Regions from separate parts of the Mus musculus genome. Here region 1 is linked to region 2. A link is a contact called in ENCODE Hi-C or POLR2A ChIA-PET data. All regions are on one chromosome and are shown on one strand. Each heading gives the region's core, a stretch centred on a gene start or an enhancer-like site at or near the end of the contact. The rest is flanking DNA. Distances are from core to core; before and after follow the strand shown. Region 1 overlaps Katnal1 (katanin p60 subunit A-like 1). Region 2 has its middle 34 kb from the start of 2210417A02Rik.

Region 1 (2,895 bases), core at 225-2,724, 190 kb after region 2:
CTACAGCAGAATCACCGTGAAAGTGGGCGAGTAGTGTCATTATCACAAACATAAAATAGGGCGGGGAGAGCTGATACATACGCCGTGTGCCTGAGCAGAAGTAGTCCATTAGCTGCACTACTTTAATAAACAGACAGCTTTCAAGCAATGAAGCTGACATCTGGGACATGGGGTCTTCTACAGAACACTAGACTGGAACATCACAGAGTGACCTCAGAACTCTTTCCTTAGATTTGCGCACGAAGCACTAAGGTCAGAATTAGCAACCATTTGACAGTGTGAAGGCTGATAGACACTTTTCTTTTCCCTAAAGCAAAATAGTTAGCTTCTTTGTACTAATTTCTAAATTATTCAAATCAAGACAACTTCCGTAAGGATCTTTTGTGAGTCGTGCCTCTTATTCTATGTGAAGAAAATGAGGCTCTAAGTGACAAAGCAAATATTTATAGCTTGCAGTCAGTGACTGACACAGCCTGTCCCCAAATGCAAATAGCATGCGCATCTTCCTTTGCAGCTCCTCTCACTGTGGGACTGAGTGATTAAGACACAGACAGCTACTGCTCTGTGCCGTGCATTTTACAGACACATTGTTCAATGACCAGCTGAGAAATGGCTCGCACATCACACCACGTGGAGGAGGATTCCGGGAAATGTGGGCCACGAAAGCCAATGAGCTACTACTGGAACCACCACCCTTGGCTGCTGTTACTGCGGAGGCCGATAGGAAGCAACAGAAGAGGCGGGTTTCAGATCAACATAGGATTTTTCTGACAGCGTGTCCTGTTTGACAAAGATACTGCCTTTCTAGTCAGGCAGTGAACTACATACAGTCACCCGAACATCTCCGAGCTGTAGACGGCCTGTGGCTCTTTCTATAAAGCTGTTGCTTCTCCCATGTCCAACTTACCCTCTGCTGCCTGGACTCAGTAGATAAAAACAAATGCAAAATTTCTTAGACGTATCATTTCTTTCTTTCCTCCCTTCCCTGCCTCCCTCCCTCCCTCCCTTCCTTCCTCTTTTTCTTGGTGTCAAGATTAATTACATCCATGGTTGGGTAAGCACTCTTATCAAAGAACTACATTCTCAGCCTCAATATATCAATTATACATATTTAATTGTTTTTGTTTTTAAATGTGTCTGTGTGTGTGTGTGTGTGTGTGTGTGTGTGTGTGTGTGTGTGTGTAAGCCAGGGACATGAGATCCTCCTGGAGCAGGAGTCACAGGATTGTGAATTACCTGACCAAACTCAGGTCCTCTAGGAGAGCAACAAGTGCTCTTAACCATTGAGCCATCTCTCCAGCTCCAATATCTCTTCTGTAAACTGCTAATTCTGTATAATCTTTTTCATGCCTCTGTTTGTCTCCCACTGTCAGGTCAGTCTAGCAGCTGACATCCACAATGCTCACGGTGTTGGTGCCCTGGGAACCTAGCACATATCAGCACATTCAAGAAGCGAGGAAACTGGCAAACCAAGTCAGCCGCCCGTCCAAGCGGCAACAGCGGCCTAGGCACTCTAGCTGTGGGCCTGGGCTTGCAGCCAGTTTGTTCACAGGGCACACTGCTGCACATGGGGGCTGCTTCCACCCCACAGCAGAAACAAACACAGGAAACGTTAGACAAGGACGCCAGCCTGCAGCCCACCGGAGCCCTACTGCCCCACAAAGTAACGCAGGCAGACAATGCAGAGCACACTTACTGACGTGGGTGCAGCGCCCTACACTGCCCAATCAGGATACAAGGATTGTAGCAACAGATCCACAGCAAGCTCTGTGCTCACCAATATGCACACTCTTCCCACAATAGTCATGAGCAGGTTTAGTGTGCCAGGCTCTGTTCTAGGCACAGAATACAGCAATGAAGCAAAAAGACTGAGACCTCAGTGCTCATGAGGTTTAGGAGGAATAAATGAAATATGGTTGCTAAGACTTCACATTCAATCTTCCCATTTATAAAACACCACATTTAAACAGAGATCACAAACCCTTGGAAACTTGACAACCTTGAAACTGAGAAAAAGCTCAACAAAAATATACAAATTCTAAAATCAAGAGCTGAGGAATGCTCACGGAGCTCGGCTGAATCCCAGTAAAGGTGCTCACCCTGAGGGAAACACACAGGTGAGACAAAACCTCCCCATAACCCAAGAGCACATCTCTCAGACACCAAGATCATAAATGGGAAAAGAAATCCAATGTGGATTTAAAAAAAAAAATAGTGCCAACCTCTACATACGTGCAATTCAGCCACAGCTATAGAGATAAAAAATGCCGTAAGATTACAAATATGAAAATGGATAGATTGTTTAATGTGAGAAGACCAGAATAAGAGGGTCCTTAAGATACCCCACTGATGAAAAATAGCCACAAAGAAGTTTCCAGTCTCCTAAGTTATAAAGTATTCATACAACACACAGTAAATATTCCTGTAAAACCATGGCCCCTTCAAGAGACCAACGATGACAATGATGTTGAACACTGACAGTGGTGTGGAGACCTGTGCCTCCTACTCTGCCAGTCACAGTGCAAACTGCTAACACCCGCTTGCAAAACTGTCTGATGATGTGATGTGACCTCCCAATGTCTAACTTAGGTATCTCCCAGGACCCCACCATCCCACCCCTTAAGTGGACATTTCTGGTTTCTTTGGAGACTCAGTAGTGTCATGTGATGTTTTTCTGGAAACTGTCTTATGAGAGGATGTTTTACAGAAGCAGACACGTGAGAGGATGTTTTGCTGTGAACAGACACGTGATATCTTTCTGGAAGCTGTCTTGTGAGAGGGCACCTGATATAAACCCATAGACAGTGGAGGGCACTCTTGCATTGGTTCGCCTTACGCCGCTTTGCTGGTCTTCACTGATGGCTGCTTGCAAGCTATAACTTCAGAGAGAGAAAT
Region 2 (2,700 bases), core at 184-2,683:
CTGGCAGTGTAGCCGGCGGGTGGATGCCAGCAACCCATTAACACACACCGTCTTGTGACCTTATGATGTCTGTGGCATCACACCAGGAATTTCCCAGAATCCCTTAAACCTTATAGGATGGAGATCACACGGATCATCAGCTGTTGACGGAAACATCAGATATGCTGTGAGTCTGCCCTAGACAGTCAGGCTGCTGTGGAGACTAAACATAAACCCAGACAGCAAGAAGGCCGAGGTGAAAGAGAACGGCATTCTTGTAAACGTGTCCTGCTTCCCCGACACCCCCTGAACACAGAGTCTTTCCGTCTGCTTCTTCTGGATCCCATGTGCATTATCAGCCTGTGGGCTCCTGTCTCCTCCACAATCCCGTTGCAAGGCACAGGGCGAATCTTAGTGTCAATGACCGAATAGCGGAATGAAGGACACACAACCCGTTCATTCCTCTGCAGCAAAATTTAATTATTCCTAGGATACAGGCTTCTTCTGACAAGACCCTCAGAGCATCTGTGTACCATGATGATGTTCTGGTGGCAGCAGGGCAACAGCAGGAGCTGCCCCTGGCTTTCTCGCAGCGTCTTCGGAAAACACGCCATTAAAGCTGATGCTATGTGTGGGCAAGAGAAACGAGCGAGCGTCAATACCCCGATTTAGGATCTCTGTATAAGGAAGCTGGATCCTCAAAGGCAGAGCCACTCTGTCAAGAGCACAGATAGAGTAGATGGAAGCTGGCTGGCTGGGGTCCCTGTGTGGAACTGGCTCCACCACTTCCTAAGAACTGCGAGGTTTAGCTGAGCTCAGCGGATCTCTAGGAAAAGTTGAAGTGTGTGGACAGCTTTTATCTCTTGTGAAGTAAAAAATTTTAAAGTGTGTGTGTGCACGCTCACACACGTATGACCACAGAGGCCAGGAGAGGGTGTTGGATCCCTTGTAGGGGGGATCACAGATGGTTGGTTGTGAGTTATCTAATACAAGTACTGGGAACTGAACTCAGACCCTCTGTGAGAGCAGTGAGTGCTCTTAACTGCTGAGCCATCTCTCTGGACCCCAGTAATGTTTTCTTAAGGTAGAGGATCTGGCAAAGGGGGTGGGGTGGGGTGGGGTGGTTCCTAGCCTCCCTGCCATCCCAGGAGTCCCAGGGACTGATGGGAGTAATGGAGGTGGGTGTCTGGAAAGGGGGGCTATGGGGGTAGGGTGGGGGGTGGGCTATCTTTGCAGTCAGCATAGGGTCCTCACTAGCGCTACTCAGAGGGCTGCACCAGGGAGACAGCTGTCAGACCACTCACCCAGCACTGTGGGCTGGTTATGGTAATTTTTCTGACAAATCACAGAGGAGAGCTCAGAAGGGAAGAGCTCTTGTTCCAAGTCACCGAACAGTCTCACATATGCTCAAAAGCCTTCTCTGTACAAATAAAGGAAGTGCCACTAACTCCACTTTCCAGAGGAAAGTGACTCATTAATTGCTTACCCAGAGTCACTGGCAGAGCTGAGATTGAAAGCTCGGATGAAGGTCTGATGCCAAAGCCCTGAGTGGGGCCCTGGTGTAACACGGGGATGGTGAGGAGGGAGCTAGGTGGGACTGACAGCTAGTGTGGGGCCCTGGGTACCAGCCAGGAATGTGGAATTACACTAAAGACTCCCTTCGGGGCACAGCAAATGACTTTTTTTCCCCTCAAGGCCAGCAGTGAAGAACAACTGATTACAGACTGAGCTACAAGCCTCAGCCCCTGACTGAGGCTGTCACAGCAAGGAAGGAGCCATGCTGGAGGGTCGTGTGCAGAGATCCCTACAGAGTGCCACGGAATTAATTGTGCATCTTTAATGGAGTGCATCTTTAGCTGACCTAGGGCCCGATTCTTGCCCTTAAAGAGTAAATAAAGTCCTTAAAACTAGCAAAAGGTGATGTGAGGTCCAGTATGTAAAAGGCACGTCGCTCTTGACGCTTCGTCCTTTAACAAGATACCCTGGATGTTTTTTGGATGGCCCTCAAAGACTTTAAGGGGTTACCACATCCAGATAAGAGGGACTGTGGTGCTAAAAATATAGAAAGGGCTTGTGGAGGAAGATCTGGGAACTTTAATGGAAAAGCCTGCCGCTCTTAAGTAAAAATAAGGGGACCAGAGAGAGGACTGAGAAGCCCCAGCCCCAAGCCCAGCTTTGTCTCCTGCCCCCAGTGAGTGAATTGACTCTCTTTAAACCCTAAAAGCAAGTGGCTCCAGTAGATGGAATCCCAGGAGCACCCAATCCGAGGTGCAGAGGAGAAGCAGGGCGGGGCAGAGATACCTGGGGTGGGGGAGGGGTCTCTGCAGGTGCCACCACAGGAAGCACTCTCCTCTGTCACCCGTCCTGATGTGGCATGATTGGTTTTTAAAGCCTTTTAAACCCTATTTTTACACCGAGCACATTTCTCTTCTCTTTCAAAGGAACAAAGGGATCACACAGCCCACATGCCCTTCAAACTGGCAGCTGGGGAGGAAAGGCAGGGTGCAGATCTGCAGCCACAGAGAGCTGGTTCCCCCACGTCCGCCTCCTGCATCCGACAGAAGGGCAGCCAGCAGATGCAGGCTCCGTGGAGCCACCCATCCCGAAGGTTTCCAGTGCCCTGGCAACCAATTATTACAGTGGCATTCAGTAGTTTAGGGAAGGTTAAACCCCTGTCTTTCTCCCAGATACTTAGATGACCCTGGTCAGAAAGTCCGGTGT

The links. Hi-C counts contacts between places; a loop is a spot of excess contacts on that map. ChIA-PET counts read pairs that join two places held with the same protein, here RNA polymerase II (POLR2A).
Region 1: a map of regulatory T cell shows a loop between it and region 2 (2.0-fold over the local background). The contact joins two enhancer-like sites. A Hi-C loop is called at or near these places in 1 of 37 maps with a recorded cell type or tissue (regulatory T cell). POLR2A ChIA-PET finds 5 or more read pairs at or near these places in 1 of 5 experiments (embryonic stem cell).

What each region holds. Positions count from the first base shown.
Region 1 is chr5:148,896,642-148,899,536 of GRCm38, forward strand. All of the region lies in intron 4 of Katnal1 (katanin p60 subunit A-like 1), which reads right to left. Among named protein-coding and RNA genes, the nearest start is that of Katnal1, 31 kb to the right of the region's middle. Within about 2 kb of position 1,475, at least 1 of the 3 ENCODE cell types and tissues checked has a DNase peak (open chromatin) inside an H3K27ac peak, as active enhancers do.
Region 2 is chr5:148,706,803-148,709,502 of GRCm38, forward strand. No RefSeq gene overlaps it. Among named protein-coding and RNA genes, the nearest start is that of 2210417A02Rik, 34 kb to the right of the region's middle. Within about 2 kb of position 1,434, at least 1 of the 3 ENCODE cell types and tissues checked has a DNase peak (open chromatin) inside an H3K27ac peak, as active enhancers do.